Regions from separate parts of the Homo sapiens genome. Here regions 1, 2, 4, 5 and 6 are each linked to region 3. The links are chromatin contacts, found by Hi-C in ENCODE. All regions are on one chromosome and are shown on one strand. Each heading gives the region's core, a stretch centred on a gene start or an enhancer-like site at or near the end of the contact. The rest is flanking DNA. Distances are from core to core; before and after follow the strand shown.

Region 1 (4,018 bases), core at 1,010-3,509, 7.5 Mb before region 3:
ATCCTTATTGTACAGATGGGGGGGCTCTGGAGGCTCTGAAAAGTTTTTGGTGATATTCCCCTAAGTTTATACCACAAAATGATGGAGCCAGAATTTAGTTGCAGAACTTCTGACTCCAAGTCCAGAGTTCTTTACTAGACATCTGGTTTCTTACTAGCTTTTTGCTAGCTTTTTATTTTACAGTGAAAAGTATGGAAGCAAATCCTGATAATTTTGGCTTATTATCAAATATCATTTATTTTTTATTGCAGAGACCCAGCAGATGTAACTCTCATTGTAGCCATCCCAAAGAAAACCCTTCTTTGCCCTTTGCAGTGCCACTTATTTAGGTAACTGAAGTGTATTTCCAGTACAATTTGATTTTGAACTAAGATTTGATATAGAGTTGTAATTGCTTACATAACTCTTTGAAAATGTATCATCCCTGGGTTCTCAGGTGAAGGAGGCAATTCAAAAGTAAAAAAGAATATTCGAATACAATAAATACCCTCTGTTCTCACACAAATGCTGTTTCTTAGCTAACTTGCTTTGACAACCTACTGATGTAACTTCTTTATTAATGTGAAATATTTATATTTTGAAATAAAATTACTAGTGTTGAATGAATCATGTGGTAAACTTAATCTCCTGTGTGTTGAAAAACTTGATCTTTTGTGAAGCCAAAGTTTCATGAATCCATCCGTCTCTTAGGCCTTCTGTTATGCCATTTCCTCCGGCACCATTGTGTACACTGAATTCTTAGGAGATACTGTCAACTTCGTAAGGGAAGGTGTGTCCAGGAAGTGGACACTGGGCGCCTTAAAGAGGTCAAGGGCCCTCAGTGCACAGGGGAAGGTGGCCTTGTGATAGGTAAGGAAGTGGTGAGATGGTTGGCTGAGAAGAATTGGAAGAAAAAGTTGGATTGAGGACCTGTCCTTTTTGAATGAAGAAAAAGAAGCTGAAGCTTGGCTATCTTCAATACCAAAGACAGCTGTGCAGCACTGGTAGATTGATGAAGCTGAAGCTACAGGTTGAAGCACTGTGAAGCGCCTTTCAACGGTGCTTGGGAAAGAGCTTTCTTATGCCTCAGGTTGATGTACCCAGCTCATCAATCTGGTGTTATGGAAGAAGAAATGATCCAGGCCAAGGTGTCCGGGTGGACTGGCCAGCCTCAGATTCTTTTTTACTCTGACAGGTTCTCACTGGCAGATATGGTAGTTGACAAAACATTTTTTCATGCTTCTCAGTCTGTTGCTTAAGTCTGGAATTCCTTCACGGCGTGCATACTGCTGACAACCTCCTTTTGGCCTTGCTCCTGGAGACCTTAGAATAGGAGTCTTCAGCTCCCCGCCCCCATCGTGGGGCTCTGTGCGAGCTCAGAGTTGTGCTTACAGAACTGATTCTTACCCTTCCCCTCAAGTGAGTTGTCAGAAATACACACTTGGTGTTTTCATGCAATGAACAGTTATGAAGAAACTGCTCTGTGCCTGGCACTAGGAAAAAACTTCGAAAAATAGTTTTAAGAAGTAGTGTTGAACAGTAGATGAGGCTTTTTCATGTTTCTTTTAAATTTCTTTTGAATAAGTCTAAACAGTAGTGTGAAAGATATACTGACTTCCTGCCGAATACCCAGATACTCCATTAATGATTGCATTATCAAATGTTTCCCCTTCAATCCAGCTCAAAGTGTTTGTGAGAAATACATGGTGAAAGAATGAGCAGGGTGGAGTGGAAATTGGACCTTCCGGAGAAGCCCCAGGAAGACATTACCACTGGAATTCCCGTCCCAGGGGAAAGGCCCCTCCCAACAGACTTGATTCTGGTTTTGGTCTACCAGTTTCAACCCCAGCACAGCTTCCAGAAGTCTTTGCGGGAATTCAGAGCTGATTTAGGACGAGTCACCTATCGAGAGGACGGGAAGCTTTGCTGGGGACGCTTGTCTGTCCAAGTAAGAGGAGGCCATGTGGCTGTGTGACAGATGTGTTTTGTTTCTCCTCGCCACCCTGGCGAGAAGGTGCCTGGAACCCATGGAAGGGGTCTGAGAAGAGATAAGGGCGGGGCCATGTGGGGGCGGGACCCGGCTTAGGGGGTGGGGTTGCAGGGAGCCCACACCAGGCTGGACTGCGCGGGCGGGGCAGAGGCCGGGGGTGGGCGGGGACATACGGTGACGGGCGTCGGGGACGCAGGGTTGGCGGCGGAGCCCTGGGGGGGCGGGCCCCTGGGGGCGGGGTCTCGGTTGGCGCGAGTGTCCTGTCGCCGCCGCCTCGGGCGGGTGGGCTGACTGGCGGCAGGCTCGCCGCGGCGCGGAGTCCCGGCTGCGGGATAGACCGAGGGCCATGGCCGCCTCTCCCGGACCCGCCGGCGTTGGCGGCGCCGGAGCAGTCTACGGCTCCGGCTCTTCGGGCTTCGCCCTCGACTCGGGACTGGAGATCAAAACTCGCTCGGTGGAGCAGACGCTACTCCCGCTGGTTTCTCAGGTAAAGTGGCGCCTGGCGCGGCCCCTCTTCTCCTTCCCGCCGCGGCCCGCGATGGCGGCCGCCGCTCGCACGACCGGACGGGAGGCAGCCGCTGCCCCACTTTCCGCGCCGGCACTGCGGCGTTCTTGTCGGACCGCCTGTGTGGGGCTCCGGGACGGGCCTCGGCCCGGGCGGCGAGAGACTGGATAATCCAAACTCCGGCGGCAGGGTTGAGTGGACTCGGCAGCAGGGGAGGCTGCGGGGCGGGGGTGCCGGCCTGGGCCTTTGCCCCCAGTACCTGCCTCGGGTCTGCGGCTCCCGGGTGCCCCCGGCCGGGCGATGCCCCCTCCGCGGGGCGAGTGGTTGAGCCCAGCTCCCGAGGCAGAGAGGACCCCCGCGGGGCCCCTCGCTGGTACTTAGGGCCCTCCACGATAACCGACTTTGTCACCAGTTCGCAGCCTGGTCCCGAGCCCGGCTCCTCCGCCTGGGGTATTCCTCCCGGCCTCCCCGCCCAGCGTGCGCTCCCTGATCCTTTGTCCCTCCCCGCCGTAGGTCAGTTCGCTGGCCTCCCATTCATCCCGGCCACCCTACCCCTTCCCCTGAACCTGCTGCTGCTCACTTCTGCCCGCTTCTGTCCGGCCTCGTGGAAGAGTGACGTGGAGACTGTATGACAGTTAATCCAGATGCACACCGTTTTGCCAAGTCCCGTTTGGGATGTGTGCGTTACTGTATTTGCCAATCAGCTAACCGACGCCCTGAGTTTTAGGAAAGTTTTTGTTTCTCTGAGCTGGGTTATATGCAGCTTCAGGGCTAGAATTCCTCACTTAGGTCTGTGGTAAGATGCCAAGCACTGTGGGGAGTGAATTCTGTGCCTTCGGGAGCGCGTTGGCGATGTGTGACTCACATCTAGGTTGTAACCACTTCGTGACTCATACTAGGATTACCAAGATTTTAGAGGTAGAAGAAATCTTAAAGATTATCTGACTAAAAATTCTTTCTTTAGCATCCTTGACACCTGGCCACCAGTACCCTGCTTAAACATGTTCAGTGAAGGGGAGCCTGTAGCTGTTGCATAGAATTCTAAATGCTATTATCTCTTCTCCTGCCCAGCCCTGCGCATATTTGAAAACAGCAGTTACACATGTCCCTGGATTCCTGTTATGCTGGTTAAATAAACATCCCTATTTTCTTCACCTTCGCATGGCTAACGGAGCAGTGATGAATATATCTGACACTCTCCTTCCCTTTTCCTGTGTCTCATTGAGGCTCTGACCAGTGGGAAGGGGCACTGGGATCCCTCAGTAATGTCAGACCCTCCGCTCCTCGCCTATCTCCACTAGCACAACACAACCAAAACGAGAAACACTGGAGCAGTTTTAAGAGGCAGAGAGATAAGAGAGTGATGGAGTTCAAGTTGATAGTATTTTATCCATTTTTTAAATAACACCTATGTAATGCTTACTATGTGGTAGGCCAGGTTCTAAGCACTTTGTAAATATTAACTCATTAATTCTCATAACAATCATGTGAAGTTGGTATATATTCTCGTGGTATGGGAGAGGAAACTGAGGAATACTGAGGTT
Region 2 (4,038 bases), core at 767-3,266, 6.2 Mb after region 3:
TGGTCAAGGTGCCACGATGAGTGCCCCTCAGGCATGTATTTCCCTACCCAGGACTTGCTTTTGATTTATCCATGTCACACTATGCACACATCAAAAACACATCGACCTCTCTGCTGTAAAACAGAACGAAATCATGTCCTTTGCAGCAACATGGATGGAGCTGGAGGACATTATCCTAAGTGAACAAACTCAGAAACAGAAAATCAAATATTGCATGTTCTCATAAGCGGGAGCTAAACAATAGGTATACATGTACATAAGAATGGGAATAACAAGACACTGGGGACTCCAAAAAGGGAGAGGGTGGGAAGGGGGTGAGGGCTGAAAAATTAGCTATTGGGTACAATGTTCAATGTTTGGGGGACAGGTACACCAGAAGCCCAATCCCCACCATTACACAATATACCTATGTAACAAGCAAGCACATGTACCCCCGAATCTAAAATTAAAAAACAATCAAAAAGCACCGACTTCCTTAACTGGCATGGAATAGTTTCGAGAATGGATGTAAACACCGAATTCCTTAATGTAGTTGCAGATTCTGCCAGTTTTGTCTCAACCTCTGGATCGGTTCCTTTTTTTAACTACCTTTAATTCTTAAACAGATTGTTGCTATTGCTATGCTATATACTTATTGTATCACTTATAAATGTATAACCTCTGCAAATTAGTCTCTGAATTGAAAGTATTCATTGGTAAAACGGGTATTTCTTCACCATAGGAATAGTTGGACATGTTTAAATACTTGAGAGCTATTTTTATTACAAGCACACACAGCTTTGTGGTGTTTTTTGTTGAGACAGAGTCTCGCTCTGTTGCCCAGGCTGGAGTGCAGTAGTGCGATCTTGGCTTACTGCAACCTTCGCCTCCTGGGTTCAAGCAATTCTCCTGCCTCAGCCTCCTAAGTAGCCGGGAGTACACACTAATTTTTGTATTTTTAGTAGAGACGGGTTTTTGCCATGTTGGCCAGGCTGGTCTCAAACTCTTGACCTCAGGTGATCCACCCGCCTCAGCTTCCCAAAGTGCTGGGATTAGAGGTGTGAGCCACCGCGCCCGGCCTGTAGTGTGTTTTTGAACGTATATGTGAAGTTGTAGCTTTTTTTTTTTTTTTTTTGAGACGGAGTCTCCCTCTGTCGCCAGGCTGGAGTGCAGTGGCGCGATCTCGGCTCACTGCAACCTCTGACTCCCTGGTTCAAGCTATTCTGCCTCAGCCTCCAGAGTAGCTGAGATTACAGGCGCCCGCCACCGCGCCCGGTTAAACGTTTTGTATTTTTAGTAGAGACGGCGTTTCACCATGTTGGCCAGAATGGTCTCGATCTTCTGACCTCGTGATCCGCCCGCCTTGGCCTTCCAAAGTGCTGGGATTACAGGCCTGAGACACAGCGCCCGACCTAAGCTGTAGTTTTATGATTATGATTTATGGTTGTGAGGCATTGATTTAAGACATTTTAAAGCTTAAGTCGTCAGATCCTAGAAGAAAAAAAAATTCACCAAGACAAGCTAATGCCATTGTCATAAATGGGAGTTTGGAGAAAATTTTATTAATATTTGTTTGGGTGGTTTATGTACAGCGTTGAACTGATTTGAACCCCGACCAAACACTGTATGGAACTAATGTACGGTAGGGGAAATCATTAACTGAAGATGCCTTTTTTGTTGCTATTGTTTAGAACGCAGTTAGAAAATCTTATTTTAGAGGTTTTACCCCGTTGACAAAGCCTCAACTTTTCTTCAAAAGAACTAATTTCCATTTTACCTCCCCTACATTTTGAACAGAATATGGAAGAAGCCAGCGCCCCTTCTCCGCGGGCGCTGCTGCAACCCTGCTCCCGCCGGGGCTTCCGCGCGAAACCGGGAACACTGGAGCAGTACCGACTCCGCTCGCCTAGAACCCGCCCCAGCCGGGCCCACTTCCGCCAGAGCCCTGGCCGCGCCCGCCCCGCCCCACGGACCCGAGATTCGTCGGAATTTTCCCGCGACGCCGCGGGAGCGCGCGGGGCCGCTAGCCAGGCCCCAGAATGCACTGCTGACACGTGTGCGCGCGCGCGGCTCCACTGCCGGGCGACCGCGGGAAAATTCCAAAAAAACTCAAAAAGCCAATACGAGGCAAAGCCAAATTTTCAAGCCACAGATCCCGGGCGGTGGCTTCCTTTCCGCCACTGCCCAAACTGCTGAAGCAGCTCCCGCGAGGACCACCCGGTAAGCGGCAGGCCGCAGAACGCAGCGAGGGCGGAGGCTTCCCTCGGGGGTCTGGCCGACACGTCAGCGGCGAGAGCGGGAGGAGGAGGCGAGGGGCAAGAGGGAAGGCTCGCGAGAGCGGGTGGGCCAGGCGCGCCTTGCGGTGGGCGAGAGGGGTTCCCGCCGGCGCAGGGCTGTGGCTAAGGCTGAGGCGGGAGGCGGGAGGCGGGAGGCGGAAGGTGGCGGGCGGTGCCAGCCCGCGGGGCGGGGCCAGGGCGGGGAAAGCGGGGGCGGGAGCCGGCGCTGGGGTCGCGCGGAAGGGAGCCCCCGGAGAGGCGGGAGCCGGGTGTTGGCGTTTTGGTTCTTTTTGTTCATTGAGCGCAGGCAGCTATGTCTTCTTCAAAGGAGAGGAGCAAAGGTGAATTTCTCTGCCTCGGACTCGTGGGAGCCGTGAAAAGCTCGCCCCTTTGAGCCGGTCGCCCTCTACAGCTGGCCTCGTCCTCCCCGTCCCTCACACCCCTGCCCCCAAACCCCATTCGCCGGGGCGCCAGGAGGGGCGAGGTCCAATTAGAGGAGCCCGGGGCGCGGCTGTTACCCCTCCCGCCCTCCGCCTTTTATTCCCGGAGGGAGGCGGGTTCGCAGAGGCCAGTGTCTTCCCTCCATTCTTTTTGTGGACGCCAGGCCATATCTTCAAAGCCCGTGAGAGATTTTTCAGGTGCTGTTTGTTGGTTTGCTCTTTTTAATTTTTTAGGTGGGTGCGTTTACAACTACGAACCCTCTATGATCTTATGTGTCCAGCGCACCGAATGGGGGAAAAGACTTGGAGTTTTATAACATGGGAAATTGGGTACCAGAATCTTAAGGGAAGAGACCAAGGAGTTTTCTAGCAAAGTCCTGTATGTGCCTGGACTTTTGTTCTAATCTGAAACTTGGAAAACTCCCGGGCATCTGATTTTATTCTAACTTGTGCCCCATTTAATGCATCTAAACTGTGATGTGATTTGACTTAGCATTTATCAAATGAGCAGAGCACTTTTGGGCCACCCAACTTCAGCTCTTTGTGGCTGTCACTCACTGTCAGTGATATGCCCTCAGACAGATCGTTTTCTCCTTACTCCCCTGAAAGGTTGTTACAAACAGTAGAATTCATACCATGTGTTGAGATCATTCATTACCTAAGCTTAGATGGAAAACATGTTCATTGCGACTTTATACATTAAACTTGAATTGATGTTTCAATGTTATGTGCTGTACCAGAGTCACCTGGAAATAAGCACTCATATACATTATTCATATACAAGAAAGGCTGCATCGAAAAAGAATTTGTTTTCCTAGATATATCAGAGATCTTTTTCACCAACCCACTACTCCCAGTAATAGAGCCTGCTTCTTGAGAACTGGACTAATTATACTTTGTATATTATACATTCGAATTTATTTTTGCTTTATTCGGTCATATTTTCTCTTGATTTCTCCAAAAACGTTTACCAAGGCATCAGAAAAGAAAAGCAGGCTCTATATTGGTATTTTTTGTTTTGTCCTCTAATAAAAAGCATTAACTTGATTGATTGGCTGGTTGTGGAAGATGTGTTGCTGCATGTATGTGCAACTGTGCATGTACATTTTAAAACAAATGGTACTTTTAACCAGTTCCATATTTCAGCAGGTAGTTCCAATAACAATTATACAAATTTCGTGTTTATGAGAACCAGCTACAGGGAGGCCAGCCTGGCCAGTAGAAAGTTGGATTGATTATCTGGGCCATGGAGAGAGCCAGAGGAAACTCACATGAGTGGTAGTTCCAAGTTGGTAGTGTTAGGGCCTCAAATCGGGCTGGAAATGAGCACCAAATGATTTTTA
Region 3 (4,168 bases), core at 1,013-3,512:
GACTATTTACTATATTAAATGCAAAGTGTTAGCCCTTAACAGGGACTCTTATTTTATATGCATAAAAATCTAATGTAGCAGGTACTCTAATTACATTTTACAGACAAGAAAACAGGCAAAGGAAGGATAACACAAGGTCAGCCAGCTAGGAAGTGGTACAGCTCAGAGTCAACTCCAGGCAATCTGGTCTCAGACTCTCACTCTTCACCATACTCTCAATGATTGCTAAACTGTCTCTTAGAATCTGGTACTGACTTTTTCAGTGAATGAAAAATAAATGTGTATCTTCCCACTGCTAAATACCTATAGTTAATGTTGTATCAGGCACCACCTTCCCAGATTCTCGAAAGAATATAAGTACACCTTGAAAACAAAGAACAACTATCAATCTACCTCTCCTCTAGAACTGACTACCACATCATTTTACCTACTTTCAGCCTGTTTTATTTCCCTCTTCTTTTCAAATAGCTTCCCCATACTCCAGAAAGCTTCCATGAATTTTTAGTTTCAAGTTGCAACTGACAGAAGACAAGCACACTTTCATGGCACTGTTTCCTCATACCGTTGAAGAGACACCTCCTAGCTTAATTGTTTCCACTGTGGTCCCTGAATCTTCAACAGCTGCCTTCTTCTCAGGAGGCATGGAGGTGCCAGGTTCTCCAGCTGCTCTTTTATTTCCAATTCCTGACATTTTGGCAGAAGAAGACAGTCGTTTTCCTGATAGAAAAAAAGGCAGAAACTGACATAATATATGTAAGCAAAGCAACAATAGAGTAAAACAATAGAGTAAAAACTAGCAACTTTTCTGGCCAACCCTTTAACCTGGATCCATTAATTCCACAACCATCTCCATATTTCTCTTTGAGGAAAAAAAAAAAAAATTAAATTGTAGAGTAAAAGTCAAGGCGGGCCGGGCGCGGTGGCTCATGTCTGTAATCCCAGCACTTTGGGAGGCCGAGGCGGGCGGATCAAGAGGTCAGAAGATCGAGACCATCCTGCCTAACACGGTGAAACCCCGTCTCTACTAAAAATACAAAAAATTAGCCAGGCGTGGTGGCGGGCGCCGGTAGTCCCAGCTACTCGGGAGGCTAAGGCAGGAGAATCACTTGAACCCGGGAGGCGGAGCTTGCAGTGAGCCGAGATCGCACCACAGCACTCCAGCCTGGGCAACAGAGCGGGACTCCGTCTCAAAAAAAAAAAAAAAAGAAAGTCAAGGCTAAATTTACATGACTATAAATTTCTAAATAGGATGGTGATAAGAATGGTGATAAGAAATGAGACAATGGGCAAAGGGTGAAGAGACCAAAAATAAAGTTCTGGAATCTCTCTTCCTGTAATGCCAAAATCAGAAAAGGGCAGTTTGATTATGCCAGAAGTTAATACTACAGTGTTGAAAGAATCACAGAGCTGAAAGAGATCTGTGAAATGCCTACTAAAGTCATTAGTACTAGACAAGTCAGTTATCATCTCTAAGCCTCAGTTTCCTAACCCAGGAATAAATAACCACAGTATATACTTCCTATGCTTATTATAAAATAAAATGGATGATATAATTATAGAAAGAATTTGGCACAAAGCCGAACACAAAGTAAGCACTCAGAAACCCCAGCTCTTCTTTAACGTTTGCAGTGTTTTCCCTATTTCCAAACGCTCTCTCCACTGTTTTATGCAACCCTACGTTAGTTAGACCTGGGTGCGAATTTCAGTTCTGCCTGTTAGAGGCCGTGTTGCTTTGAAACAGTGAATTCGCCAAGAGCTTCAGTTTCCTCAACTGCACAATATTAACGAATATATTTTTCGTCTGCCCTGCCTACCTCCCAGGGTGCTCAAAGGAGGCGGAATGGATGCTAAAGCACTTTGGCTACTTCAGGAAACAACGCAGCCATCACCGAGACTAACAAGACTACTCTGCTTCCAATTCAAGCTCCAGGAGAGGACTATCGCTGGCAACAACCTCAGTAGGACCTCGCCTGGAGAGAGAAGACACAGAAGCAGAACAAGGCTGCAATCCAACTCGCTAAAAGCCAAAGACCTCAGCCTCAGCGTGGATAATTGCAGGCCCAGGAGACTGACGGCCCCAAAACTGGAGAGGGTGGAGACTCCTGAGGCCTGGCACAGTCCTGTTGGGCCCTAAGCGTGATCTAACCTAAGTTCTTTGAACTGGCGCCGCGCGGGAACAGAACTCGCAGCAGTTACTCACCAAGGCCCGTGCAGAGATTCCAGCTCTCACCCCTGACCCGCGGCGGAGACAAGGCAGAACTTCCGGGAGGCGGGGCCACGGAGAGGAAAAAGGGAAAGAAAAAAGGAAGTGGCTTCAACCCAGCCCATAGGACTATGAGACCCCGCCGGGCGGAAGTGACGTACGGAGAGGGCACGAGAAGCTTGAGCAAGCGCCGCCTCCCTAGCAACGCTGGGCAAGCGCGGGACCCTCTCCTGGCTACGACCTCTAAGAGTACTCGGGCCTCGCTGATGCCTGACGGAGAGCCCTTGGCTTTTGTTGACTTGTTGACCTTTGCTACTGCGATCTGGTCTTTCTGCGGGGATAAAGTTCCTCATTCTGTTGCTTGTCATTGGGGTTGCCATCACTCGTTCAGACGGCCGATTGGCTGACGGTCCCGTCAATCTCCGGGGACATGACTAGCCTCAGACACCTCAGAAAATTGTTCGTTGGTACCCCTACGTGCTGAAATGAAGAGTTCTGGAGAGAATCTGAGGGATTTGAGGAATTTCAGATGTTGGGGATTTTTTCCCCCGCACAGGGAGCGGTATTCTGCCCTGTCTACACATTAGAATCACTTGGCCTGGACAAAAGCTTTTTTAAAAAAGCGTTCCCCTCATCTCCTCCCCCCAAACCCCGCATTTCCATCCACTAGATTCTAATGCGTAAGCAGGAGTGACAACTACTGCCCTTGTGCTTTTTTGGGAACAAGAAATTGTCCAGGGAAAAGATAAACGCCAATCAGTCTCTGATCTCAGTACTAGTCTATTTTAAGCTAATTAAGCATTGATTTTTTTTTTTAAGTTTATGACAAACTGCTATTTTCCATTCAGTTAAACTAAATGCGTTTTAATGATAGGACGGTAATTAATCTAACCTATTAATGAAAAGCTGTATGTCTCGCAGAACTATGATAAACTACCTAATGACGTCAGCTAAGGGTCTAGAAATGGAAGAATGATCGCTATATCTTTTTTAAAAAATAGAATTTAGGCATCTTGGGAAAAAAAGAAGCTAATCTACACTGGATTTCTGTTAGTGTGAAGACTTTTGTCCCTGTACCTGCTAGGGCTTACCTGTAAATGAAGTAAGATGGTCAACACCAGGGAAACAAGTGTTCCTGGTGCCTGGCAGTGGAACACCTTGACTATCTTGGAAAGAATTAACTGGCCCCAAGTGGACTTCACATTTCATTCCGTGAAGTGGGAGCCTGAGAACATGTGAGTGGGGACACACCTGCCGAAAAGCATTGTATGAGACAATGACACTCATTCTCTCATCTTCTTTGGTTCCTCTACTCTTAGCAAGCCTTTCATTCATAGAACTACTGAATGGCAAGTAATGGTTTTTCTAGCCCAGAAAACTAGAGGTTCACAGACTGCATTTAGCCAACAGTTATGCTTTGTTTATTTTAGACAGTATTGGCTGTCCTGCGTGGTTAAAAACAAGAACAAAAATGAACTTAGTTGCCAACATTTAAAATATGGCTATTTTACATAAAAATCCAAATTATCAGTTTCTCTAAAAAATGTTGATGATCTTGCAACAGAAGGGTTATATTTTTGCATGGTCACATTGCTTAGAGCAAAGTAGTGGCTTCTTCTTTTTTTTTTTTTTTCTTTTTTTCGAGACAGAGTCTTACTCTGTCACCCAGGCTGGAGTGCAGTGGCACAATCTCGGCTCACTGCAAACTCCACCTCACAGGTTCAAGCAATTCCCATGCCTCAGCCTCCCAAGTGGGTGGGATCACAGGCACACGCCACCACACCTGGCTAATTTTTGTATTTTTAGTAGAGATGGGGTTTCGCCATGTTGGCTAGGCCGGTCTCAAACTCCTGACCTCGGACGATCCATCCACCTCAGCCTCCCAAAGTGCTGAGATTACAGGCCTGAGCCACAGCTACTGGCAATGAGCCACCACGCTTGGCGTGGCTCTCTTTTATTAATAGA
Region 4 (4,343 bases), core at 1,688-4,187, 7.4 Mb before region 3:
CCATTTTGCCTAGAGTTACAGAGGGTAGAGATAGCATTCTATATAACCGAGTGTTGTGTGCAGGTACAGGGGGTGGGTACATGAGTATTACATTGACAATGCTTTAGGAATGGAAAAACAGTAAGGAGCAAATATATTTTCTCGTATTCATGTTTTTGTTTTTGTTTTTTTGAGACGGAGTCTTGGTCTTGCTCTGCCGCTCAGGCTGGAGTGCAGTGGTGCGATCTCAGCTCACTGCAACCTCCGCCTCCCAGGTTCAAGCCATTCTCCTGCCTCAGCCTCCCGAGTGGCTGGGATTACAGGTGCCCACTACTGTGCCTGGCTAATTTTTGTATTTTTATAGAGATGGGTTTTCACCCCGTTGGCCAGGCTAGTCTCAAACTCCTGACCTCATGATCCACCCACCTTGGTCTCCCAAAATGCTGAGATTATAGGCGTGAGCCATTGTGACCGGCCCATGTTTTTCTTTTTTTTTTTCTAACTCCCTTGGGAATTTTTTTTCTGTTTAATTTACATGTGGAAATATATGGTAAAGAAGAGTTAGTCACCTAAATTTTACAGAACTCGACATACTAGTTTAATACAACTAGAAGGGACAAAATATCTTGTTATATTGCTATTAGAGTTCTCCTTTCAAAGGCCTGCCTTCCCCCTCCTCCATCCTGGGCATTATAGGGATAGTAGCACAGAACCTAATATAACAGATACTACACCTCCTGAGATACCTAATTTGGGGGAGCTGAGAATTTCTTTAGGTGAAAGTATACCTAAAATTAGCACCTCAAACTGCTAGAGAAGTATGCTAAGCATATGCTACTGGATTCTAAGGTTCATTGGATCTGTCATTACCATGAATATAGAGGATGTAAGTAGATAATCACAGAATTACAGGAACATACCCGCTTAAATTTCCCAGAGACCTTGTTCTGAAGTCTGCTACAGTTGGTACTGATCTGATAGGAAATGCTTTTAATTGTTTTTCCACTTTGAAGAACTGGATGAGATTCTGCCAATGTGATGACACATATTCTACAAGGAGAAAAAGTTGATCCTGTGTGATTGCTTGGAATAATTTTTCCTCCCATAACTCCTATTGGAACAAGAATGTATGAACTGGTATTTGTTTAGTCAAACTATCATCTTCCCCCTTTTTCCTTTGGCTACTATTGGGGCATAACTGTAGAATAGAGAATACAATAATAAAAGAGAAAACAAGATTGAATTTCTTTCCCAGGAAAGGGAAGAGTACCAGAGGTCTTTAGGTAGGTAGCACTGGGGTAGAAGACAAAGAAATAAGGCATGCCTGTGTATACGAGATACCATACATGTCTCTACCGTAGCCCTTTCTGTGGGCTCTGAACAGTTCAGTAGTTGGGCACAGACTGGCCACTTCAAGTAGCAGCTGATGATGTGGTCCTCCATTTGGATGTTTGAGTAATCAAATTTATATGTTCAGAGTGGCCAGGCACTGGAATACTCATTCTTGCCAAACAAACTCCTATAATAATACCATTTCAACACAGTAGAAGATAATTAATGCATGTTTGTTTAGTGAACATTTGTTCAATCCAAGACCACAAGACCATACCAGGCTACAATACCAGGAAAAAAAAATTTTTGATAATTTAAAATTCCCAATTTGCTTACCGGTTAGAGTGCTGTAGTATACAGTGGTCCTCACAAAATTTTCCTTTGACATCTAGAAGAATACATGAGTCTGTTGGTGGCTGAAATCAATATTTACTACCACTATGTGGTACTTTCTTTGGGTCATATAGTTGATAATGAAGACTGGACACATACATGCTGCATGCTGATCACGGGTATCCCTTCATTACTCAAAAAGACATACCTAAAGGTTTCCTAGAAAGTATTTAAAGAGATCTGGCCCAGATAGAATAATTTATTCAACATTAAGGTAATTAACTCCTTGCTCCATCTTACTTTACACTCACTTCAAAATGAGTACACGTAGTATTTTTGCTAGGAAAATGCAATTAGCATCCCGTTCTTTATGATATATATTTTTTGTTGGTGGTTTCCAGGACTGTCCTGATGTTGGTGCAAGTCCGACATTCTGGGAAACCCCTCAGTCATGGGTGAACTAGGACAGGTTGGTCACCCTATGTTTGGCCAACAGAAAATATGCTACAATATATATTTTTTAAACTGAGTATAACCATTATCACTGAATGAAAGGAAGAAAGGAGAGTCCCCAACGATGCTCCCACCACTGGTTCTGCTTACACAAAACAGTACAAAAAGAATACCTACTTCTAAGTGGCAGATGGCGTCTCTTAAGGTAAATGTATAGATTCTTCTTCTTTCTAAATGTCTCTAATCTAACCCACCCTCTTCTCGCCATCCCTACTGCCTCTACCTTAGTTTCGATCTGATCATTTAAATAATTTTATGTATCGCTACTCCCTGTGAGAGTGAGCCCCTCAATCCCTCCAGGCACTTAAGGACTGTTGCAACCTAGCCCTCCGCCTACCTTTGGGGCCTCCGTTTAGAGTACTCATCTTACTGCGAGCAACACCCTAGAGCTCGCACTGCAATCGCCGGCCCCAGAATGCGCCCTGAAGTATTTCAGGCCACCAGGTCTTTGCAAATGCCATTCCCTGGGGCTAGACGGAACACAGAAGTCCAGTGCCTTCTGACGTGGGGACGGAGAGCCAGGGAGAGCGCGCGTGGCTTATGATCTGTCAACATAGTCTACACAGCATTAGGCCAGTGCGGCCAAGGAGGGATCAACATCACTCCGCACTTACCCGGTTTGTACCAGCGAGTGAAGTATCGATCCACGAGCGAAGGCACCACCGGCTCCGCGGCTTCGGGCTCGGTAGCCATGGCGACCTCCGGCGCCGCCACCCCCGCCCTCCGGGACCCCAGCGCTTCCTCCGCGCAGCCCGGACTGGGCGTGCTCTTCCGGCGCACAGCGCGTGTCGTGCGCACGCGCGCTGCTCTCAGGTCCGCAGGTTCCACCCCCCCCCCCGCCCCCCCCAATTACAGTGCTTTGGGGTTCGACATCAAAACAGAGATCAAATACAAAAGTTTGGGCAGATGGGCAAGAGGGCAGAGGGACAGGGGACGCGGCCAATGTAGCTCCTCTACCTCTACGGTGCCAGGCCTACAAAGAAGGCCGGCCGCCGTAAGTGACCAGAAGCGGGCCCGGCCTCGCCCCCTCCGCCTGGTGACGTCACTCCCGCGCCGCACTCCCAGTGCTGCGGCTGCCTAGTTGACGCACCCATTGAGTCGCTGGCTTCTTTGCAGCGCTTCAGCGTTTTCCCCTGGAGGGCGCCTCCATCCTTGGAGGCCTAGTGCCGTCGGAGAGAGAGCGGGAGCCGCGGACAGAGACGCGTGCGCAATTCGGAGCCGACTCTGGGTGCGGACTGTGGGAGCTGACTCTGGGTAGCCGGCTGCGCGTGGCTGGGGAGGCGAGGCCGGACGCACCTCTGTTTGGGGGTCCTCAGGTAAGCGATCCATCCAGGGTAGGGGCACGGGAGTGGACCTCTCCGCCGGCGGTGTCCGGGTGAAGGAGACCCGGAGCCTCCTCTGCCTGCTGCGGGCCGGGGACTGGAGTGCGGGCTGCACCACCTCTTTCCTAGAGCCTTAAATTCTTTTTGCAGCCTTGCCACCTGCTCCATCGGGGGCGCTGGGAGGCGCGACAGCCCAGGGATGCCTGCTGCCCCTCCAGCCGGACTTAACCCAGCCTCTTGATTGCTTGCAGGGGGTTGATAATAACGCTGAAAGCGAGAGTATTAATTCACGATGGAAGGCGGCGGTTAATAGAGGCTCGGGTGCTGTGGTGCGGGTCCTTTCTCGCGTGTGAGACTTTTTCGTGGAGGTGGTGTCCTCTGTGCTTCTCCATCTAACGTGGTGTTTTACGTGGCTTTCTCTCCCGTTAACGATGATCTCCGTGGAGACAGTGGCTGAGTAATCTTCAGATCCCAGTACTTAGCAAGTGCTCAGTCGGTGTTGGATGTAGGCCACAAACCGGATCGTAAAGAATTCAACTGTATATTGACAGCCACGGAACTAATCAATGAATAGATCCGTATGAAGAGTAAGCAAAAAGGCAGCAAAGACAGTTTTTCAGCTTGGGGACATAGAGTAGAAATGGTCTGTCCCCAAATAGTGGGAACTGTCATTTGGGGGAAGAATAGCAAGTTCTTTGCTTTCCAGGTCGCATTTGATGTGCATGTGAGACATGCTTGTGATTCTATCAGGAGGTTGAAAATGTGGGTTTAGTGGTAAGTTTGGGCTAATTCAGTCAGGGCTAGGCATTTAGGCCTAATCAGCGTATTGGTGATCTACCTGGTATATGTAATCATGCATGTGAT
Region 5 (3,794 bases), core at 58-2,557, 7.6 Mb before region 3:
GCCATCTGAAATACTGAGACCTAAAACTTACAATCGAGATGGATAGGGAATTACTTTTTCCTTTACTTCCTTTACTAAATCCCTTTGTCTCCAAATCTATCAAGCAATAGTTTCTTTATCTGCAAACTGTGGATTATGTTACCTGTCTTGTCTGCTTTAGAAGGGAAACAAAAATTATGTAGAAATTAATAGGAATACTATTGAAACAGGAAAGGGACAACTTGCAAGGTTTGAAGCAATCACATGTTGAGTACTCAGTCAAGGCTTTCTTTTTTTTTTTAAATCAAAATGTTGATTGGGATATTTTATGGGTAGCAGGCTTGGATCCCAGCACTTTTCCAATAGGGGAACAGAAGCACCTTGTACCGCCCCAGAGTTTCCCTTCCCCCACACAATAACCCTAAAGCAAAAGCTATTATTATTATCATCGCCATGTGACAGAGGAAAACTTGAGATTGGGGGCTTAACTGACATTACATCAAGTCTCAAAAAGAAACAGTGGCAGTTTGAGACTTTGATCTACGACTCTTTTAAGAGTTTAGATTGCGTCCACAGCGAAACCTGCACAAACAGTTGTCAACAGCGGCTGCAAATTACAGGCTTATGAGGAACGTTTGAAAAATGCCAAGAGTTCTTTCCTCAGGCCAAATACTATGGTAGATAAAAGTATAGCCTTTGGAGCCAGAATCCCTGAGTTTGAATCTTGCCTGTGCCACTTGGTAGCTGTGTGACTCTGGCTGCGTACTTAACGGCTCTGTCTCAGTTTTTCTGTTGGTAAAATGAGGATAATAACACCTTCTTTGTAGGGTTGTTCTAAGGATTAAATGAGTTAATAGGAGTGAGCCACTTAGAATAGGGCCTGTTATATGGTAATCTCTATTTAAAATCCTGTCAGATACACCAAAGAAAACACTTTAAAAATATCTGTTAAATAAATCAGTAAAACAGAATCGGGGCATTGGTTCTTTAAAAGTACTCCCCCACGGTATTCTAGTATGCAGCTTGGGTTTTAATATCTGAATGTGGCGCCTTTTGGGATCTCGCCTCGCGAGAAATTGACATTAACGAATGAGTGAAAGGAGCTTCCCCCCCCCCCCCCCTCCAGGAAGATATAGACCCTGCAAACTTGTTAGCAGGACCTTGCGGACACCAAGGAGGCGGAGGCGTTTTCCCCATTTCCCCTTCGGGAGTTGTAGTTTCCTGCAAGCGCTTGGTGGGTCTGTAAACCAGCGGGGAACTACAACTCCCACAATCTCGCGCGCCTCCCGCCCTGCCTCCCGCCCGCGTTTCTAGCCCGACTCCCATTACCGCCCCTCGGGGGCGGCTGTGGCGGAGGAACGATGGCCGACGGCGGCGGCCCTAAGGACGCGCCAAGCCTGCGGAGCTCTCCCGGGCCGGCGCCGCGGGTCCCGCGCGCGGTCGGGCCGAGTGGCGGTGGCGGGGAGACCCCGCGGACCGCGGCGCTGGCGCTGCGCTTCGACAAGCCCATTAAGCAGGCCTTCTACAACACCGGGGCCGTGCTGTTCGTGTGCCTGTGCTGCGGCGCCGCGGTGCTGGTCTACTTCATCCTGGAGGCCTTCCTGCGGCCGCTGCTCTGGGCCGTGCTATGCGGCACTTTTCTGCACCCCTTCAAGAGCTCGCTGACGCGCCTGGGCCGCCACTGGCTGCAGCGCCTGCACCGCGCGCACACGCCCATCGTCCTGGCCGCGCTGCTCCTGCCGCTCTGCTTCGTCGACTACGGCGTCGAGGCCCTGGGCGAGCAGGCGCTGCGCCGCCGCCGCCTGCTCCTGCTGCTCGGCGCCGGCGGCCCGCTCCTGTACGGCCTCTACTGCCTCGGCAGCTACTTGGGCGTGCAGGTGCTGCTGGTGCACGCTGCCACGCTCATCTGCCGCGGGCTGGACTACTTCAGCAGCCTGTGGGTGAGTGAGCGGCAGTCCGCCCCCGTCCCCCGCCCGTGGTCCCGGCGCTCTGGGGTGCAATCCTGCAGCTGTTCCTCCCGGTGCAGGGGCGACGAGGGGCCACACCTGTGCTGCAGTGACCGTCCGTCTCCGCTTTCCTTCTCACACCTCAGGAATTTGGCGGACATTCTTCCAAAAAGGGGGCGGGCGTGATTTGAAACAGCCTCCCTGCTTTTCGCCTTGTTTCAATCCTAATAGGCCCTCTTAGGGGGACAGTGCCCTGGATTGAGAATCGTTATTTCGCTTTGCAGAGAGAGGCCTCAGAGCATGGCAGTGGGGCTTGGTTTTACTTCTGGTTGGAGAGGGCGGGGGTGCTTCGGCCACCCTCAGTTCTGCGCATCTGAATGTCAGAGCTGGAAGGGACCTTAGAGATTCTAGGCCAACTTGCCATCCTGCAGATAGGAAAGGTGACCTCTTACCAGGCTAGGGCTACTTAGGGACAAAGAGGGGTTTGGGTGTCTTAGATTTCTTACAAGTCCTAAAACAAAGCTTGCTTCACTGGCTGGTGCTGCCTCTCAGTTCAGGTGATTCCTGTATAATTTGTGCAAGGCACTGGGTGCTGAGCTGCCTGTGCTTCTTCCTCTCCACGCTTTACTTTTAGGTAACTGCTTTTGTTGTGCAGGGACTGGTGTACCACAGCACACCTCCTCCCGCCTGGAGTAAAGCAGCTGACCGCGTGAAGGGGAGAGACGTAGATTTGTGATGCTTGGATTAACCTGAGCTTACTCTTACAAAACCAGGGAGCTTTAGAATTGGAAAGATTTCAAAGGTAATCTAGTGACACAATTCCTAACTCAGACTATATTGTGGACTAGTTAATTATCCACATATTTAACTGGAGACTGTTAAAAACAAGTGGAGATTTAGTGCGTAAGAATGCCAATTGATTCATAAACAGTACCATTTACAAATTGATTCACTTCTTTTGTCAGTGAAATAAAGTTCAGTGTACCTTGACGTCATTAAGTTGGAAAATATTAATTCCCCTTATCTGTCTAGCGGTGTTTTGGCTTGCCTGAGGTTATTGGCAGAGTGATGAATGACCCAAAACACCCTTCTTCTCTTGTTCCCTCAATACCACCTCTTGGTTCATGTTTAAAGTTGATCGAGCATATGTTAGGTGTTGGGCTTTGTGAGAGGTTTAAAAAAGGACTAAGATACAGGTCCCGTCTTCACGGTACATATAATCCTATATGAACATATTCTAATGGAGATGACAGACATACAGATAAATGTTCATGACTCATCCGTTGTGGGCCACAGGCCCAGAGAATGTGATTGGTCCAAAGTCACACAGCTCATGAGCAAATCTGTGGTTCACTTTTATGGAGGCCCAGTTCAGCGCTCTTTATCCTTTATCTTGCAGTTTCACAATTCAGTTAAGTGGATCGAATGCTTCTTAGCTAGAAGGCAGAACACTATGTTCTAAGAAAAATAAGCTTGGTTATTTTCCTGAAGAAATTCAGTTTTGTCAAAGACACATTTATAGATTCTGCTAACATTTTTGACTGTTGATACTGCTCAAGGAGCATATCCATCAAACTATAGGAAAGTAGAAAAGAAAGGCCTGCCACATGTAAATAGTATATTTTCATGCTAGAGTAAGAAGTTGAATACCTAAGTAATTTGGCATGATTATGAGGCATTTCTACCAGTCTCTCTCAGATACTCAGTGGAAAGAGTTGAGCACTTGTAAAGAAACATCCACAGCTCGGCGTATACCTTTGAGTATCTTTTTACTGAAGATAAACCCTCATCTTTGTATTTCATTTGTGGGTTGTGGATGAGTGGAAGAGAAGTAGGGGCCAACACTGATTAGACCTGGGAGTGGGAGAA
Region 6 (3,721 bases), core at 522-3,021, 8.9 Mb after region 3:
ATCCACCGCCTTGGCCTCCCAAAGTGCTGGGATTACAGGCGTGAGCCACCACACCCAGCCTCCCCCACTTTTTTTTTTTGAGACAGAATCTTGCTTTGTCACCCAGGCTAGAGTGCAGTGGCTTGATCACGGCTCACTGCAGCCTCAACCTCCCGGGCACAAGCGATCCTCCCGCCTCAGCCCCTCAGCCCTACAAGTAGCTGGGGCTACAGGCACAGATACCACACCCTGCTAATTTTTTGTAGAGACAGGGTTTCACCATGTTGCCAGGCTGGTTTGGAATTCCTAAGCTCAAGCGATCCGCCCACCTCGGCCTCCCAGAATGCTGGGATTACAGGCATGAGTCACCATGCCCTGCCCCAGCCTCCCTTTTGAGGCCTAAAATGGAGGAAAGAGATGCTCAAAGCCTTCAGCTCATTTTCCTGAGTCACTGGCCTGATTTCACTACAATTCCCAAGGCCTGGCAAGGTGCCCAGCCGTTCTCAAAGTTGGGTCTGCAGGTCCTCTCTTTGTGAACTACATAACTGCAGATGTTCTTCACAATGTGTATGTCAACCAATGCAATATATTGCAGCAGACCGAATGCCGAAGCACATGTGAGAACCTATTAGGTCAGATTTTAAAAAGATTTGCAAAAGTGTAAAACAATACCACTCCTTTATTTTGGTGGTGGGCGTGGAATGTAATGTTTACTTTTTTTTTTTTTTTTTTTTTTGAGATGGAGTCTCACTCTGTCGTCCACGCTGGAGTGCAATGGCGCGATCTTGGCTTACCGCAACCTCCGCCTCCTGGGTTCAAATGATTCTCTTGCCTCAGCCTCCGGAGTAGCTGGGATTACAGGCCTGCGCCACCATACCTGGCTCATTTTTGTATTTTTAGTAGAGACAGGGTTTCACCATGTTGGCCAGGCTGGTCTCAAACTCCTGACCTCAGGTGATACGCCCGCCTCAGCCTCCCAAAGTGCTGGGATTACAGGCGTGAGCTACCGCGCCCGGCTGTTTACTTTTAAACGAAACAACAAAAAACTTTAAAGCATTTTAACTTAGAATGTGGTAACATCGATAGCTGTAACCCACATTAGCAAAAGCTTGGGGCCCTCATTTTTATGAGTATAAAGTGGTCCTGAGACTACGAGTTTGGGAAATGCGGTAGCTCTACGAGGCGGTGCCATTCTTGCCGCCGCATCAGTGAATTTAGGAGAAGGAAGGTCGTTAGCCCTCTGCCTCACCGCCAAGCAGGAGCCTTGCGCTCCAACTGCGTCCCTCGAAGTCTTCAGGCAAAAGCGGGACTGGGGAGTCCAGTCCTGTGGCCCAGCCACATTTCCTCGCGTAGAACGTTGGACAATGTTTTCTACCTCACAGGACCATCCAAATGACTGCGTTAGGTATTCCCATGAAATGTACGATGAGTACACCCTATTCTACAGAAGCAAAAGCTGAGGCTCAGAGACGCCAAGAGGTTTGCTGGGGTCTCGCGACTAAGCGGTCCCAACACCCAGACACCCTGGCTACCCGGGGACTGCCGGTCACTACCGGGCGCCGAAAAGCCGCCGGCTCCTTCCGCCAGCTACACATCCGGCGCCGAGGCCGGAAGCTTCTCTTCCGGCTCCCAAGACCGCGTTCCGGAAATGAGTCGCTCTACCAGTACCTAAGATGGCCGCCGGCCCATCCACCGTCGCGATCGGTGTGAGGAAAGTGTCACGAACCCGGAATTGCCCGACTCCGTCATGGCAGGCGCCGGGGGCGTGGCTTCCGGCGGCCACAGCTTGCTAGTCGCCGCGGCGGGGTCGAGCGGGGGCGGCAGCTGACAGGCGCTCCTCCCCCGACCGCAGCGGCTGGTTCCCAGCGAGGCGGGCGGCCCCCAGCTCGCGTCCCCGAGTCCTAGCCCGCGAGGCGCCAGGGCTGCGCCTGGGCATGGAAGAGGGGAAGATGGACGAGAATGAATGGGGGTACCACGGAGAGGGCAATAAGAGCCTGGTGGTGGCCCACGCGCAGGTGAGCGGTGGACGTGCGGCGCAGGTCCGGTACCTCACTCCGACGGCCGGTATCACCCCGCCCCCATTATCCGTTTCCTCAACAGGGTCGGTTCCACGTCCCCCCAGTACCTTCCTCCTCCCCGGCCGGTCTCCGGAATTCCCCCACCCTCCAGCATCCCCCCCTACCGCTTGGGTTCCTCATCACCCCAGTATCCCCTCTCTACTGGGTCAGTCTCCCATTGCCCCAGATCCTTCTCCTGGCCGGTCTGTCGTCCCCTCAGTATTCCCGTTCCCCGTCAGAGTCAGTTCCACATCCCCCTCCCCGCCCCGTCGGTGCCGCGCTCAGCCTCACGCGGTGCCGCCTCCCGCCTGGATGCCCGCCGGACTGCCAGGCCGCAGTGGGGTGGAGGCTTGGTTGGGACGGAGGGCCCGGCCAGCACTGGAGGAAGAAGCAGAGTGCCCACAGTGCTGTTACTCTCAGCACCAAAAGAGTTCAGCCTCGTGAGACTACGGAATTGCTGTGCTGTTAATAGTAAGGGGATGTTGTCCACAGGTCCTCTTCTCAACCTTTTAGAATTTGAAGGCTTTCACCTGAATTCAACGAGGGTGAAAGTTTTAGAAACTGCAGTAAGATCTCGCAAAGGTGAATCCCAAGAGTGAAGCGTGTGGGTTTCTGTGAGGGCCCAGATCTCTCTGACCTTTTGCTGTCTGGTACAACCACGCAGGAATGTGGCCGGCTGGAACGGGGGAGGGGGGTGAGGGAGGCGAGGATAGGTGTCATGTAGGGAGGAGTTAGAGCATGGGTGTTAAAGGCACAGGAATCTCAGTGTCTACATTTGTGAAGTGGAACTAGTAGTAGAATTCACTTTGTGGGATTGTTGCAAAGACCAGTTACGCAGGAACCCATCAAGTTATGCTTAGCAAGTGATAATTGTCATCCCTTGGACAGATAAATAAAGTGAAAATCAGAGAGGTTAAGGGCATTGCCCGAGTCGAACAGCTTGTCAGGGATGATGTAGGCAGTGGAGTCCTGCCTTGCTTCTGTTGTTCCTATGCTGGGTGCATTGGTCAGCTGTAGTGTAAGCTGCAAACACCCAGGTAGCCCCTAGGTTGTGCCTTTGGATTTTGTTGCTCATTAGCACAGGGAACTAAAGAACAGAGACTACAAGCTTTGCTCAAGATCTTTAGGTGAATTAATAATGGACCAGGCTAACCTAAAGCTGTCCTTCTCTTGTGTAGTCCACTATTGGCAAAGTGAGGGATGTTTCTGCGTGAGTCCTTTTGTTGTTGGGTTACTGTGCTGATCCCCTGAATCCTTTCCCAAAACAAATACTAATCTTCCAATTCCTTGGTAAGATTAGATGTATCTCTGCATTTTAGGTAAACCTAAGACTTTTCTTTAGTGAGGGCTGATACATTAAATTTCAAAAGTAGTGGCAGATGAAGCAGCAAGTTTCAGGCTTGGAGCAAAAGGACACCCATGTTGAAAGAGCAGAGGCTTTGACGCAGTTGCCTCTGGCACTTGGATCTCTCTGCACGTTCCAGACAAGTATGTGTCCACCCCCTTCCCTGAGTAGGCATCTCCAGGGCAGCCTGGCCCTACCCTGTTGCACAGCTCTGATTGTAATGATTGTTTATTTTTATTTATTTATTTATTTAGAAACGGGGTCTCACTCTGTTGCCCAGGCTGGAGTGCAGTGGCGCGATCTCGGCTCACTGCAACCTCCGCCTCCCAGGTTCAAGCGA

Evidence for each region. A loop is a pair of places that touch in the nucleus more often than their neighbours do. Pooled maps may share reads with other maps.
Region 1: a loop to region 3 is called in a pooled map, with 21 times the contacts of the local background. The contact joins the promoter of CTNNAL1 here to the promoter of RNF20 in region 3. A Hi-C loop is called at or near these places in 5 of 50 pooled maps.
Region 2: a loop to region 3 is called in a pooled map, with 9 times the contacts of the local background. The contact joins the promoter of FANCC here to the promoter of RNF20 in region 3. A Hi-C loop is called at or near these places in 2 of 50 pooled maps.
Region 4: a loop to region 3 is called in a pooled map, with 19 times the contacts of the local background. The contact joins the promoter of ABITRAM here to the promoter of RNF20 in region 3. A Hi-C loop is called at or near these places in 5 of 50 pooled maps.
Region 5: a pooled map shows a loop between it and region 3 (12-fold over the local background). The contact joins the promoter of TMEM245 here to the promoter of RNF20 in region 3. A Hi-C loop is called at or near these places in 4 of 50 pooled maps.
Region 6: a pooled map shows a loop between it and region 3 (14-fold over the local background). The contact joins the promoter of IPPK here to the promoter of RNF20 in region 3. A Hi-C loop is called at or near these places in 4 of 50 pooled maps.

The regions. Positions count from the first base shown.
Region 1 is chr9:109,011,740-109,015,757 of GRCh38, reverse strand. It overlaps CTNNAL1 (catenin alpha like 1), which reads left to right and starts at 2,259. Exons shown (of 19, transcript NM_003798.4): 1 at 2,259-2,456. The coding sequence starts at 2,316. TMEM245 (transmembrane protein 245) reads left to right here. Exons shown (of 18, transcript NM_032012.4): 18 at 1-623. RefSeq lists a silencer at 2,017-2,906 and an enhancer at 2,568-3,071.
Region 2 is chr9:95,315,687-95,319,724 of GRCh38, reverse strand. It overlaps FANCC (FA complementation group C), which reads left to right and starts at 2,016. Exons shown (of 15, transcript NM_000136.3): 1 at 2,016-2,199. RefSeq lists a silencer at 2,345-2,664.
Region 3 is chr9:101,531,947-101,536,114 of GRCh38, reverse strand. It overlaps RNF20 (ring finger protein 20), which reads right to left and starts at 2,262. Exons shown (of 20, transcript NM_019592.7): 1 at 2,201-2,262; 2 at 563-717. The coding sequence starts at 691. It also overlaps a transcript of PGAP4 not described here. RefSeq lists an enhancer at 2,391-2,520.
Region 4 is chr9:108,932,994-108,937,336 of GRCh38, reverse strand. It overlaps ABITRAM (actin binding transcription modulator), which reads right to left and starts at 2,937. Exons shown (of 6, transcript NM_017832.4): 1 at 2,772-2,937; 2 at 1,648-1,699; 3 at 900-1,029. The coding sequence starts at 2,850. It overlaps ELP1 (elongator acetyltransferase complex subunit 1), which reads left to right and starts at 3,213. Exons shown (of 37, transcript NM_003640.5): 1 at 3,213-3,473. RefSeq lists a silencer at 2,711-2,990 and an enhancer at 3,741-3,970.
Region 5 is chr9:109,117,460-109,121,253 of GRCh38, reverse strand. TMEM245 (transmembrane protein 245) reads left to right here and starts at 1,307. Exons shown (of 18, transcript NM_032012.4): 1 at 1,307-1,919. The coding sequence starts at 1,341. RefSeq lists silencers at 1,158-1,207, 1,348-1,517, 1,868-1,977 and an enhancer at 1,628-1,677.
Region 6 is chr9:92,668,181-92,671,901 of GRCh38, reverse strand. IPPK (inositol-pentakisphosphate 2-kinase) reads left to right here and starts at 1,771. Exons shown (of 13, transcript NM_022755.6): 1 at 1,771-1,994. The coding sequence starts at 1,914. It overlaps LOC107987095 (a long non-coding RNA gene), which reads right to left and starts at 1,540. Exons shown (of 2, transcript XR_001746837.2): 1 at 1,229-1,540. RefSeq lists enhancers at 201-495, 1,250-1,299, 1,310-1,759, 2,500-2,669 and a silencer at 1,800-1,979.